3 separate regions of the Homo sapiens genome follow, and regions 1 and 3 are each linked to region 2. Evidence: read pairs that join two places in POLR2A ChIA-PET (ENCODE). Cell type or tissue: CD4-positive, alpha-beta T cell. All regions are shown on one strand.

The links. Peaks named below come from ENCODE experiments on the same cell type or tissue, not always from the same donor. Only the 100,000 strongest peaks of a DNase experiment are listed, where the experiment ranks them.
Region 1: POLR2A ChIA-PET joins it to region 2 with 11 read pairs; 12 of 35 experiments call an interaction of 5 or more read pairs at or near these places.
Region 3: POLR2A ChIA-PET joins it to region 2 with 18 read pairs; 15 of 35 experiments call an interaction of 5 or more read pairs at or near these places.

The regions. Positions count from the first base shown.
Region 1 is chr20:53,690,924-53,695,923 of GRCh38, reverse strand. No RefSeq gene overlaps it. Among named protein-coding and RNA genes, the nearest start is that of ZNF217, 100 kb to the right of the region's middle. RefSeq lists an enhancer at 4,107-4,606. In CD4-positive, alpha-beta T cell, no CTCF peak of the experiment used is centred here; DNase peaks (open chromatin) are centred at 2,463 and 3,003; H3K4me3 peaks cover 625 bases; H3K27ac peaks cover 427 bases.
Region 2 is chr20:53,870,872-53,875,871 of GRCh38, reverse strand. It overlaps the pseudogene SUMO1P1. Among named protein-coding and RNA genes, the nearest start is that of BCAS1-AS1, 42 kb to the left of the region's middle. RefSeq lists an enhancer at 1-974. In CD4-positive, alpha-beta T cell, no CTCF peak of the experiment used is centred here; DNase peaks (open chromatin) are centred at 181, 2,461, 3,111 and 3,491; H3K4me3 peaks cover 1,417 bases; H3K27ac peaks cover 2,404 bases.
Region 3 is chr20:53,658,449-53,663,448 of GRCh38, reverse strand. No RefSeq gene overlaps it. Among named protein-coding and RNA genes, the nearest start is that of ZNF217, 67 kb to the right of the region's middle. RefSeq lists enhancers at 2,128-2,187, 3,108-3,167, 3,178-3,237. In CD4-positive, alpha-beta T cell, no CTCF peak of the experiment used is centred here; DNase peaks (open chromatin) are centred at 2,308 and 3,128; H3K4me3 peaks cover 1,647 bases; H3K27ac peaks cover 1,444 bases.

The DNA.
Region 1 (5,000 bases), 180 kb after region 2:
ATTGGTGCCTGGGAGTGGTGGCCCACGCCTGTAATCTCAGCACTTTGGGAGGCTGAGGTGTGAGGATCATTTGAGGCCAGGAGTTTGAAACCAGTCTGGACAACAAGGGAAGACTCCCATCCCTAAATAATTAAAAAAAAAAAAAACCAAAACAAACAAACTGATTGTCACTTAATGAAGATATAAAAAAACACTTAGTTTCATCTATGGTTTTGGTACAATTTTAAAATAAAATAAAATAAAAACACTTAGCTATTATTTTGCTAAGAGCCTTATTTTTTTGTGTGGTTTTTTTTTTGTGTGTGTTTTGTTTGTTTGTTTCTTTGTTTTTGAGATGGAATCTCACTCACTCTGTCGCCCAGGCTGGAGTGCAGTGGTATGAGCTCAGCTCACTGCAATATCTGACATCCAGGTTCAAGTGATTCTTCTGCCTCAGTCTCCTGAGTAGCTGGGATTACAGATGTGCATCACCACACCTTGCTAATTTTAGTATTTTTAGTTGAGATGGGGCTTCACCATGTTGGCCAGACTGGTCTTGAGCGCCTAACCTCAAGTGATCCACCCTCCACGGCCTCCTAAAGTGCTGGAATTACAGGTGCCTTATTGTTTTTAAATTTCCTCATGAACCACGTTAGATTATTACTATCATTTATTTTTAATAGACAGCTTCGACTTTTTTTTTTTTTTTTTTTTTTTTGAGCCAGAGTCTCGCTCTGTCGCCCAGGCTGGAGTGCAGTGGCAGGATCTCGGCTCACTGCAAGCTCCGCCTCCCGGGTTCACGCCATTCTCCTGCCTCAGCCTCCCGAGTAGCTGGGACTACAGGCGCTCACGAGCATGCCCGGCTAACTTTTTTTTTTGAATTTTTAGCAGATACGGGGTTTCACCGTGTTAGCCAGGATGGTCTCGATCTCCTGACCTCGTGATCCGCCTGTCTCGGCCTCCCAAAGTGCTGGGATTACAGGCGTGAGCCATCGTGCCCGGCCGACAGCTTCTACTTTAAATTAGTTTTGTAAAATGAAACTGTTAAGAGGTGATGAATCAAGGCCAAAAAAAGAAACTGTATCACCTCTGTAAATGAAAAATCAATATCATTTTCCATAAACAGAAGGTAACCGCTGAAAAATATGCCAAAGAAAAAAAAAAAAAGCTAACTTCTAGCCAGGTAGCATTGCCTGCCGAAGGCCCTGATGAAGGAGAGACCAGCTCTCTTGGTTCCAAAGAAAGGTCTGCAAGTATTAGAAAGTTGTTTAAAACATATTAGCACAGTGCTGGGCGCGGTGGCTCGTGCCTGTAATCCCAGCACTTTGGGAGGCCAAGGTGGGTGGATCACCTGAGGTCGATAGTTGGAGACCATCCTGGCCAACATGGCAAAACCCAGTCCCACCAAAAATACAAAATTAGCCAGGCATGGTGGTGCATACCTGTAGTCCTGGCTACTCAGGAGGCTGAGGCAGGAGAATGGCCTGAACCCAGGAGGCAGAGCTTGCAGTAAGCAGAGATCGCGCCACTGCACTCCAGCCTGGGCAACAGTGCAAGACTCCGTCTCAAAAACAAAAAAAACAAAAAAACAACAAAAAAAAACAAATTTGGCCGGGCACGGTGGCTCACGCCTGTAATCCCAGCACACTGGGAGGCTGAGGCAGGTGGATCACGAGGTCAAGAGTTTGCCAAGATGGTGAAACCCCATCTCTACTAAAAACTACAAAAATTAGCCAAGCGCACTGGCAGGTGCCTGTAATCCCAGCTACTCGGGAGGCTGAGGCAGGAGAATCACTTGAACCTGGGCAGTAGAGGTTGCAGTGAGCCACGATCATGCCACTGCACTCCAGCCTGGGCAACAGAGTGAGACTCCATCTCAAAAAAAAAAAAAAAAAAAAAAAAAAAAAAATATATATATATATATATATATATTCATAGTAGCCAAGAAATGGAAAAAACCCAAATGTCCATCAACAGAAGAATCAATATGTAAAATGGAAAATTATTTAGCAATAAAAAGGAATAAAGTACTCATACATGCTACAACATGGATGAACTTTGAAACCATTACGTGGCCAGGCGCGGTGGCTCACACCAATAATCTTAGCACTTTGGGAGGCCGAGGCAGGTGGATCACCTGAGGTCAGGAGTTCGAGACCAGCTTGACCAACACAGTGAAACCCAGTCTCTACTAAATACAAAAAATTAGCCGTATGTGGTGGCGGGTGCCTGTAATCCCAGCTACCTGGGAGGCTGAGGTAGGAGAATTGCTTGAACCCAGGAGGCGGAGGTTGCAGTGAACGGAGATCACCCCATTGCACTCCAGCCTGGGCAACAAGAGCGAAACTCTGTCTCAAAACAACAACAAAAGAAAACATTATGTTTAGTGAATGAAGACCGACACAAAGGGCCACAAACTGCATAATTTCACTTATACACAATGTGCAGAATAGGCAAATTGAAAGAAACAGAAAGTAGATTCGTGGTTTCCTAGGGTTGGAGGGGAAATGGGAGGAGAGTGTTAATGAATAAGGGGTTTCCTTTTGGGGTGAGGAAAATGTTCGGAGTGAGATAGCAGTGATGGTCGCACGACTCTGAACATGCTAAAAATCATTGCGTTTGTACACTTTAAATTAGTGGGTCATACGGCATGAGAATTATATTTCAATAACGATAATTTTATCTTATTTTTTTCTGTTAATCCCAACAATCTTTTATTTTTTTAACTAGTTTTTGGGGAACGGGTGGTGTTTTGTTGCATAGAAAATTCTTTAGTGGTGATTTCTGAGATTTTGGTGGCCACATCCCTTGAGCCGTGTACACTACAACCAGTGGGTAGTCTTTTATCCCTCAACCCCCTCCCACTCTTTCCCCTGAGTCCCCAAAGTCCATGATATCATTCTTATGCCTCCATAAAGCTAATTTCAAAAGTATACAGCTAACTCATGCCTTAAAAGGAGTTGGATGATTGATGCTCCACTTCCTCAGAATGTGTGGCTAATTGCTGTCCTGCCAAACCCATTGACTCAGGACTGGGTTGCAGCCACCGCTTACTTGGATCTGTTTGTGTGTGCACGAACGCTGCCTGTAGCAACAGATTTGAATGTGTGAAAAGCTTTCCCTAGGAGAACGGTCACTATGGTGCACCCAAATACTAGCGTTTAGCATTCAGGGTGGCTTAAGCCAATCCACTTCAAAAAACATGTTTCAAGCACCTACTAAGTGTCAGGCAGTGCCATCACAGCTGGACATACAGCAGCAAATGGGATTGAACGAGGCGGGTGGCTGGGCGGGGGGACATGGCCCTGACAGAGGTGACACTCGAGCAGGAGAGACACAGGTATAAACCAGGTAACACATACAGCTAAGACAGGTTAATCCTGAAAGGGATGAAAAGTGCTCCAATGGTAATAATATAATGAGAGAGTCAGAGGCTACGGTAAGGGCCTTTGTTTTTTTGTTTGTTTTTGAGACAGTCTTGCTCTGTCGCCCAGGCAAGAGTGCAGTGGCGTGATCTCGGCTCACTGCAACCTTCATCTCCTGGGTTCAAGCGATTCTCCTGCCTCAGCCTTCCGAGTGGCTGGGATTACAGGCACCTGCCACCACTCTCAGCTAATTTTTGTATTTTTTAGTACAGATGGGGTTTCACCATGTTGGCCAGGCTGGTCTCGAACTCCTGATCTCAGGTGATCCACCCATCTCAGCCTCCCAAAGTACTGGGATTACAGGCGTGAGCCACCGCGCCCGGCCTCCAGGTCAGTTTCTATGGCTGCAGTAGGTTCCAAAGTGTCTCTGATGGGTTCATTAACAAAGTCTTTTTTCCCTTTAACTCTAATGATCATACCTTGTTGAGGCTGAAAAACTCTACTCTTCCCTTTTTGAGCTGCTTCCCTCCAACCATTCACAGACCAGCTCATGTATGTATAAATGGACAGATTTGAGGGTATTTCATGTGACACAGCTTCATAATCCCACTCTACATATTCAAGACAAAAACAGCAACCCCTGCTTGGGGCTGAAGTCCTTCTAGATCCTTCCCTGTCCCATAAAGCCTTCTCCCAATGGCCGATCAGCTGCCAAACCCTATTGATTATATCCCTGCAGTGCCCTGGAGTCCTCCTGCCAGTCCTACTGTCATTGACTCAGCATCTTCAGGACCTCTTACCTACATAATTTAATAGCGTCTCTTCTTCCAGTTTTTCCTGCTTCCCTGGTTAAAAACACTATGAGTCAGCCGTGATACCTCCTTCCTCCTCGCCTTGCTTGTCTAAACCATCAACCTGTCCTGCCAATTTTGCTGCCCAAGAATCTCTCAAAACTGTTCACCCGCTTCATCTTCCCTACGGACACCCCTCCAATCTAACCTCCTACAGTTGATAATTGCAGGAGCTTCCACACTGGACCCTTGGCTTCCACTCCTGTGCTTATACAATCTATCTCCCTGATAGATACAATCTATCTGCTGCCTGAGTAAACTGGTGTTTTGTGTTTTTTTCTTTTTGAGACAGGGTCTCGCTCTGTCACCCAGGCTGGAGTGCAGCAGTACAATCATGGCTTGAATTCCTGGGCTCAAGTGATCCTCCTGCCATCATGTCCAGCTAATTTTTTTTTTCTTTTTTGTAGAGATGAAGTCTCACTATGTTGACCAAGCTGGTCTCAGACTCCTGGGCTCAAGTGATCCTCCTGCCTCAGCCTCCCAAGGCACTGGAATTATAGGCGTGAGCGACCACGCCTGGCGCTACTTGATCTTACCTAAAGACATCTGCATGTTTTCCTCATGCTGGCTCACTTTTTCCCCATCTATTCACCTTGAATTTTTTTTTTCCTCCAATTCATTCTTTAAAGTCCAGCTCTTTTTTCAATTTCAAAAAGTATGAAGTTTTAGAAGCCAGAAATCTAGGGCCTTTTTTTTTTTTCTTTTTGAGATGGTCTCGCTCTGTCACCCAGGCTGGAGTGCAGTGGTGTGATCTCAGTTCACTGCAAACTCCACCTCCCGGGTTCAAGTGATTCTCCTGTCTCAG
Region 2 (5,000 bases):
GAACCCAAGTTCTCTTTGGGTCATGTTAAGTTTGAAATTGATGAGGAAGCAGGAACAGGGAATACATATCGGTACTTAAAAAAAAAAAAGTTAGCTCTTCTCCCTCCCTCCTCTCTGCGCCTAGCGGAAGTGATGCAAGGTGCACCGTAAGTGATGCAAGGCGTAGCAGAAGTGTCGTGAGGCATAGCGGAAGTGACTGCCGCCATGGTGTCGTGCTGTGACGAAGGGAGATGGCATTGTAAACGCCAGAGCGAGGTTCTGCCTACCCCGAGACTGCTGCTGTTCGGAGACCTGCAGGTGAATGCCCCATCACCATGTCTGACCTGGAGGCAAAACCTTCAACTGAGCATTTGGGGGATAAGATAAAAGATGAAGATATTAAACTCAGGGTTATTGGACAGGATAGCAGTGAGATTCATTTCAAAGTGAAAATGACAACACCTCTCAAGAAACTCAAGAAATCGTACTGTCAGAGACAGGGCGTTCCAGTGAATTCCCTCAGGTTTCTCTTTGAAGGTCAGAGAATTGCTGATAATCATACTCCAGAAGAACTGGGAATGGAGGAAGAAGATGTGATTGAGGTTTATCAGGAACAAATCGGAGGTCATTCAACAGTTTAGACATTCTTTTTTTTTTTCCTTTTCCCTCAATCCTTTTTTATTTTTTTAAATAGTTCTTTTGTAGCATGGTATTTAAAACGGAATTGAAAACAGGCACTCCATCTCTTTAAAACATCTGGTAATTTGAATTCTAGTGTTCATTATTCATTATTGTTTGTTTTCATTATGCTGATTTCTGGTGATCAAGGCTCAGGCCTCTTCATATTGCCCTCTCCTTTTATAAAAATTATGTGTGCACAGAGAGGCCACCTTTTTCAGGACTGTACATTTTCAGATGATAAGATTGACCAATGCAAGTATTCATAATGACTTTCCAGTTGGCCCTGATTTTCAACCATGTGATTGTTTCACTCCTGGACTATGACTTTTGGTGGGAGATGGAAGTTTTTTAGAGAACTGAGCTGTGGAAAAATGACCTCTCCTTAACAACTTGAAGCTATTTTTAAGATTTGAGGGTCTGGACCAAAAGAAAAGGAGCATCAGGTTAAGTCAAGGTGACAGATAAGGTTGAGAGTAACGACTAACTCCAAAGATGGCTTCCCTGAAGAAAAGACATTTGAAGATTTTTTTTTTCTTAATCTTGTCAGAAGATCCCAGAAAAGTTCTGATTTTCATTATCAATAAAGGTATACATGCAGAAATGAATACAACAGAATACTGCTCTTTTTTATTTGTACTTTTTGGCCTGGGATATCGGGTTTTAAATGGACATTGTCTACACCAGCTTCATTAAAATAAACAATATTTGTAAAAATTGTAAAAGAAAAAAAGTCAAATATTTCCTAGATACACAGTAGTGGAAAAATCAGGAATATCCAGCTTGATGGGTTTTCACAAAGGGACACCTCTGCACCCCCTTCTATCACTTCCCCAGCAGGGTAACTACTGCCCTAGTCTTAAGCAATAAACAAGTTTTATTGGCGTTTTTAAACCTATGATCAGTGGTAAGTGAGGGCATTTGCCCAGAATTTCTCAAAAAATTACCTCAGTTGAGGCCGGGTGTGGTGGCTCACGCCTGTGATCCCAGCACTTTGGGAGGCTGAGGCGGGTGGATCACGAGGTGAGGAGATCGAGACCATCCTGGTCAACATGGTGAAACCCCATCTCTTATAAAAATACAAAAATTAGCCGGGCATGGTGGTGTGTGCCTGTAATCCCAGTTACTTGGGAGGCTGAGACAGGAGAATCGCTTGAACTGAGGAGGCAGAGATTGCAATGAACTGAGATTGCACCACTGCACTCCAGCCTAGGTGACAGAGCGAGACCCTGTCTCAAAAAAAAAAAAAAAATTACCTCAGTTGGCTGGGCACTGTGGCTCATGCCAGTAATCCCAGCGCTGTGGGAGGAGCCTTTGAGGCCAGGAGTGTGAGACCAGCCTGGGCAACTTAATGAAACTGTCTCTACAAAAAAATTTTAAAAATTAGCCGGCCACCCTGGTCCATTCCTGTAGTTCCAGTTACTTGGGAGGCTAAAGTGGGAGAATTGGTTGAGCCCAGGAAGTTGAGGCTGCAATGAGCTAGGATTGCACCAATGCACTCTAACCTGGGCAAGAGTGAAACTCTCGCTCTTAAAAAAAAAAAAAAGTGGGAGAGTGGGAAATACCTTACCTGTTTTTTTGGGTTTTTTTTCCTTTTACATTGAATAAGAAGGTTTTGTTTTGTTGTTTGGCATGGAGGGGGTGCTTGTTTGTCCTTATCCTCCTTCCTGTGGTGAGGCACTGATGCAGAGTGTGTGTGGGGTCTCCCCTGGCCCCTTGGCTGGCAGAGAGCCTCACGTTCCACCTACTTTTTCTTGCCTCGCAGTCACAGGGGCATCAAACCACAGCAACAGGTATAACTGCAAACCTGCAAACCCTACTCCTCTCAGTAGCAAGTTCCCTCCTGCCCATCCCTTCCCTTTTGAGGTTCTTTTTTCTGGTCCAATCCCAACAGCTCTTCTTAAGGAAGCATCAGTTTATAGCTTTTGCAGTGTTCATTTAAATGTTTTAATGCAAACACAGCCAACCTCATTCTATTCTGAAAATTCATTTCTCCTTTCTCTCTGTCTCTCTCTCTCTCTCTCTCTTTTTCTCTCTCTCTTCCTCCCTCCCTCTCCCCGTTCCTGTGATTATTTTTTTTGGAAATAATTCCACACACTTTCTGCCTCCATAAACCTCTGACTCCAGCAGATGGAACAAGGCTGCTATTCCGAGTCAACGGAATCAACGGACCAGCTATAAGTGGGAGGCGAGTGGTACACACTGCAGTTTCACCCTAGTAGGTGACGTTGTGGCAACACCCACAGAACAAAAGATTCACCTTTTTCATCTATTTTTACATCTCAGGAAGCCCTAGTCCTGTCTTTTAATTACAGAACTGTTTTCCCCTCCTTGGCTCTGCACACGTTTTCTATATAATATTAAACAGTAACCTGTGAGTCTCCCACATCCTGGTATGCTCTGGATCACAGACCACATTTTTTAAACACACACACACACACACACACACACACACCACACACGACCAAAATCTGTACCAGCTGACAGCTGGCAAAGTAAAACCGCATTAAATTTGGCTCGCTTGCTTGCTTGCTTTTTCTTTCTTCTTTCTTTCTTTCTAACAGCTTGATTGAGACATGATTTACATATCATAATATTCATCCATTTTAAGTGTGCAATTCCATGTTTTTTAATTTTTTTACAGAGTTGTGTATTGGCTATTTCTTCTTGGAAATAGGGCCACTGGGGAAACTCTTGACCCCAAGGCCCCTCTCCCCACTTTGAACACGAACCAGTAAATAGCAGAGCAAATTCTGGTTCACCCCCAAAATAGTTTTTATTCATTTCATTGTGCCATTAACAGCTTACTTCCTGTGTTTTGATTCTGAGCTGTTCAGAAGCCACGTTCTTAGAAGCCACATTGCTTAGTTTTTACACCATCAAGAGATTTCTTTTGTGTTAGAGGTGTTTTTTGTTTGTTAGTGGTTTATTTAGAGTCTCCAGCTCCTTGTTTTATCTGCTGGGCTAATTAGATTTGAAATGAACCTTTGTAGCATGACAGACTGTACAGAAATATTTGGTATTCAGAGCTAAGCTTAAACATTCATAGCATTCTTACTTTTGAAACTAGCAGAAAGGAAGAGACTTAGAAATATAAGTAGGGCACAAAGGCCTAGAACCTTTTCCTAGAATTAAGCTCTTATTATATAATTTGGCTTTAACTCTGTGAGTCTCCATTTTCTCATCTGAAGAACAGGAATTAAAATAACCACTTCAGGAGATTAGCCTGAGGATCCCATTCATGTGAAAGCACCTAGAACAAAATCAATTTTTAAAAAAACCATCAATATTCATTGAGTATGAATCTTGAAGAACTTAACTAGTGGTATAAGAATTCTGTTTGTCAGGGTGCATTAATAAAAGCATAGTGCCTTCTGTTAAACGAGGATGTACTAGTTTAGTTATTCACTCAATGAATAGGTCATTACCTGCTGCGTGCCAGGCACTAGGGAGGGAACAGGGGACAGGCAGACAGGTGGAGGTGATATTCACAATATGGTTGTGCAAATAAATATCTAAGTATAAATTGTGCAAGGGTTGTTACAGAAACTTCTGGGAAGTGCACGTGCATGTGTGTGTATCTTTAAAGCAATTTAAGAGAATGTGTATTTTGTTGATAAAGTTATGCCTATAGGCATAGAAAATTTTTTCTGGAACAATCCATGAGAAATTAGTTACAGGAGTTTTATTTTTATGAAAGGAACAAGAAAGTACACAGGGGAACATCTGCCACTTTTTATTCTGTACCTTTCCATAAAATTTTAAGTTTCTAACTCTAAACTTTTTTTTTTTTTTTGAGACAGAGTCTCGCTCAATCACCCAGGCTGGAGTGCGGTGACCCAGTCTTGGCTCACTGCAACCTCCGCCTCCCAGGTTCAATCAATTCTCCTGCCTCAGCCTCCGGAATAGCTGGGATTACAGGCATGTGCCACCACGTCTGGCAAATTTTTGTATTTTTAGTAGAGACGGAGTTTCACCATGTTGGCCAGGCTGGTGATCTGCCTGCCTCAGCCTCCCAAAGTGCTGGGATTACAGGCATGAGCAGCCGCAGCCTAAACTCGTGTTTTTATTTGTTTGTTTGCTTGTTTAAGTGTCACTAGGGCTTCTCTGATCAGTAGGCTGAAAGGCCATTTTTTATATTTCTTCTTAAACTTTTCTCTACTGAAAACAAGACCTGTTATTTAAGATGGATAAATGATTAACTCTTGGAAATATAATTTGTCGTGTTAAGCCATTTAAACATTAAACATAATATTATTATACTTAAAAAGACAAAGGTCATTTACCAGAGTGTAAGAATTCATCAACCTACACCAAACTGTTACTAGCCTGCTCTTGCCTAC
Region 3 (5,000 bases), 210 kb after region 2:
GCAGGAGGTTGCAGTGAGCCAAGATCATGCCACTGCACTCCGCCTGGGCAACAGAGCAAGACTCTGTCTCAAAAACAAAACAAAACAAAACAAAAGATATATTGATAATACTGTTTGGGGCACTGGAGAGGCATCAACTATTATATACATGATGTACTCTCTGGATGCCTAAGTCCTCACTCACAGCCAAGGCAACTGGAGAATTGTAGCAACCACACAACTGAGGTTTCTGGATTGGCAAATCACTTAAGATTGTCTCTTTTTTGAGATAGAATCTCGATCCGTCACCCAGGCTGGAGTGCGGTGGCACGATCTTGGCTCACGGCAACTTCTGCCTCCTGGGTTCAAGCGATTCTCCTGCCTCAGCCTCCCGAGTAGCAGGGATTACAGGCGCACACCACCATGCCCAGATAATTTTTTGTATTTTTAGTAGAGACAGGGTTTCACTATGATGGCCAAGCTGGTTTTAAACTCCTGACCTCAAGTGATCCACCCACCTGAGCCTCCCAAAGTGCTGGGATTACAGGCCTGAGCCACCTCACCCGGCCTCAAGATTGTCTTTTACTTGAATTATTTGGATGACTGTTCTTAATTTACCCCTTCATCATGCCCGGAAATGGGAAAGAGGAAATGTGTAGATTGCTTCAAATAACTTCTGAGCTATTGCTATGTCTCAGGCATTGTTCTAAATGTTTACCACAAAATCCTGCCCTGATGGAGCAGACATTTTAGGCTGAAGAGACAGGTACTGGCTGGGTGCAGTGGCTCACACCTGTAAGTCCAGTACTTTGGGAGGCCAAGGTGGGAGGATTGCTTAAACCCAGGAGTTCGAGGCCAGCTTGGGCAACACAGTGAAACCACTGTCTCTACAAAAAATTAAAAAAAAAAAAAATTTTAAAAAAAGAGACAGATAAGAAAAACACATATTGAGTGAGATAATAAGTGCTGTCTAGAGGCATCCATATATTCCATCTATGATGTTTTACAGATGTTATTTACCTGGTGACTGCCAAATACTCCCAATATAATCTTAATTATCTTTTTTTAATAGCACAAGGAGCTGGGTGCGGTGGCTCATGCCTGTAATCCCAGCACATTGGGAGGCTGAGGCGGGAGGATCACCTGAGATCGGGAGTTCGAGACCAGCCTGACCAACATGGAGAAAAACCCTGTCTCTACTAAAAATACAAAATTAGCTGGGCACAGTGGTGCGTGCCTGTAATCCCAGCTACTCGGGAGGCTGAGGCAGGAGAATTGCTTGAACCCAGGAGGTGGAGGTTGCGGTGAGCAGAGATCGTGCCATTGCACTCCAGCCTGGGCAACAAGAGCGAAACTCCATCCCAAAAAAAAAAAAAAAAGAAAAAGAAAAGAAAAAAAAGAAATAGCACAGGGAATACTGACCACATTTCTGCCTTTGTTCAGTTCAGATTGACAAATATTTGTTGAGCTCCGACAAGCAGGGAGAGGGACAAGGTGAACCAGCCCTTTCCTGCCCCTAAAGAGCAGCATAGCCACCAAGTAAACACATCATTTCAATATACTGTGGTAGCCCCTGGATAGAGGGAACTAAAAGTTGCTACAAAAACATGAATGCTATCTAGAAACTCCTGCATTTTCTCTTGAAGCATGTGAAGGAGTTCATCTGAAAAAGATGCCAAAAAGCCAAGAATCCAGCATCTACATCATCTTAGGAGGGAGCAGGGATAGGTAGGGAGGAGCCACCAGCTCTCGGATATTCCCAGATGCTAAAAGGTAAAGTGAATTCTTCTATAAGGATGTGTCTATCTAGCTGAGTCTGCAAAGCCTCCCCACAGTAAATCTGAAGTTGAGAATGCCAAAGTATTTGCTTTCATCTAACTCTTTGACAGACAAATAGAATACAAAAATAAAAACATCTCTCTTCTACCCTCATTGTAATCTTTTTCCTCTTTTCAAAATCTTTTAAACAAAATGCCTCTTTACTGTGAAATCTGTTCTATTGATTTGTTTTCATAAAAGATCTCTCTCCTAAAGAAAGGAAAAGCCATCTTTGATCTGACTTGACAAAAAGATCTAATCAAACAATAAAATCTATGAAGGAAAAAAAAGAAAAAGAAGCAAGCTTCTTTGAGCCACATCAAATATATGAAAGAGAAAATACTTCATTTAAATGCTAAAAACTAACACAAAACAGCTTGAAATGTAATAACCTCTCCTGAATAAGTGAAACCACATGTTGATCTGACATGAGTTTCTAAGACACAATTAAAGGTCACTTCGTGTACAAACATCTCATTCGGAAGTGAGAAGCTTGAATTGCTGTCAGTATTTTTGGCCACCACGGGGCAGGTGCTCCCACCTGGCACAAACCATATAGACGCCCCCAGAGGGAATGAAGGTGATACTCCACATACTGGAAGCTTCAAATCTAGCCGCGCCAGGAAATGTTCAGCCCTGGATTTCAGCTGTTTCTCCCTTGATGTCCTAACAGAGAGGACTAACTAAATGTGAGAATCCTTGTTGTTTTAGGAAGCCCATGGAAGTGGCTTTACTTAAAAAACTAAAGGCTTCCTTTCTGCTCTGTCTGTCTTTATGACCCACCAGGGTCCTAGGAGAGAAGACATTAGGGTGTTGCAGCCACAGAGTCACATTTGGAAACGTCTTCCAGCAGCTGGGATGTTTCAATTCAAGACTCTTTAAGGGAACACAGGGTATTTGGAAAGTGACTTTAAAATGCCCTGGCCTCCAGGCCTATCTCCTCTTACCAAATCCCTTTAAGAAAGGATGTGCTGGGGAAAGACTTCAAAGTGTTTCAAAAGGGAAATCACATCTTGAAAGCTTTTCTCAGAATGAGAAAGAAACACATTATTTGATTTGAAAGAGAAGTAAATCTTAAGCAGCAATGAAGGAGGATCAAAGAATAGGTTCATGTGAACTTAAGAAGTGATCCTTTCCAGCGGAACGTGACTTTACTCTTTCCGATGCCCTCAACGCATTTTGGGGATTGTAAGTTTACTCGAGAATCAAAATAAAGAGGCGAGCCAGCGTTCCAGAAAATCACGTGGTCTCCCCCGCCCCCCAATCTATTTTACAGCCCTCTCCAGCTTCGAACTCGCGCCAGGCTGTGCGCACCGACTTTGCGCTGGCGGCGTGGACGCTGCGGCCACTCGCGGGCGGCGTGGACGCTGCGGCCACTCGCGCGGCTGTTGTTGTTGCTGCTGCGTGGAGGCACGCCGCTCCTTGCACACGCGGGGCAATTCTCCGGTTGGGGAAGGAGGAAAATGGCTGAGAAAAGGACCTAAGAAAGCCTTCAGGGTGGGCCCCCATTTCTTCCTGCCCCGCCCACACCCTGCCACACTCTCCCGCCGTCCCCTCCCCACCCCCCCTTGTTCTTTGGACCTGACCGATGAAAAATTCAACTAATACCTAAATAGATTCTTCTTGCAAAAAAGTAAAATCTCAAAGCAAAACAAAACAAAACAAAAATTTGTTAGGGGAGAAATCATCTGTGAGGTGCCCTTTCCATTCTAGCTCCCTCTCCCCTCTCCGTTTCCCTAAATGTTATTCTCTATCGATAGACATAGAGATGTGGATATTACCTGTAGATAGATATTTTAAAATTGTATTTATTTCTTAAAGACACTTCCATAATCTAATATACAAAGGAATTCATAAACTTAAGAGCGGAAGTTGTCACATAAATAAAAAACAACCAATACTTTTTGATCAGTAAAATCACTGATTCGGCTGGGCGCGGTGGCTCACGCCTGTAATCCCAGCACTTTGGGAGGCCAAGGCGGGCCGATTATGAGGTCAGGAGATGGAGACCATCCTGGCTAACAGGGTGAAACAAACCCCGTCTAAACTAAAAATACAAAAAATTAGCCGGGCGGGGCGCCTGTAGTCCCAGCTACTCGGCAAGCTGAGGCAGGAGAATGGCGTGAACCCGGGAGGCGGAGCTTGCAGTGAGCCGAGATTGCGCCACTGTACCCCAGTCTGGGCGACGGGGTCTCCGTCTCAAAAAAAAAAAAAAAAATCACTCATTCTTTGTAAAGTCCAATAAAATTAAGTTTAAGTCCATTGGTAAGAATGAGTAAGAAAAACAAGAGGGAATGTACTTATAAACAACATCAAGAATAAAAGTAGATACATAATTACACATACGGGGCCGGGCAAGGTGGCTCACACCTGTCATCTCAGGACCTTGGGAGGCCGAAGTGGGCGGATCACTTGAGGTTAGGAGTTCCAGAACAGCCTAGCCAACATGGCGAAACCCCATCTCTATTAAAAATACAAAAATTAGCCGGGCGTGGTGGCACATGCCTGTAATTTTACACCGAGCTACTCAGGAGGCTGAGGCATGGGAATCCCTTGAGCGTTGCAGTGAGTCGAGATCACACCACTGCACTCCAGTCTGGGCGACAGAGCAAGACTCTGTCTGAAATAATAATAATAATAGTAATTACACATACAGAGCAACCTTTTGAAATTTTAAGTGACTGTTTTCTACAGCTGTGTACTGTTTGGCTTGAAAACCTAGCTTTGTCTAAGGAAAAAAACCGAATTACCAAAATCAACCCAATCCAGGTGCTGTATTTACACCTGAAAGTATTGCTTTTCTTTACCTGCTTGCTTGATGTAATATATATTAAATAGCCACTGTGGAAAATCACGGGAAATTTTAATATTTTCCTCAGAAGCTTGTTAGTTAATCCAACTCTAACCCGGAGAAAGTTGCTGCATTAACAGTTTCTCAACAGACAAAAAATGGCCACGAAAACAATGGCTAGTCTTTATTTGGGGCTTACTCTACACCAAACATACACATTAGCATATTTGGCCTCCGTAATGCCGCTTAAGGTTTGATACCATTGCTATACCCATTTTACAGATGGCAAAACTGAAGTGTGAAGAGGTACCCAAGATCACACAGCTTTGAGGGGCAGAATGGGGATCCCAATGGAGAAAAGCTGTGACTGTTTAAAGTGTCATTCAAAGACTACATTACATCATAGGAGAAT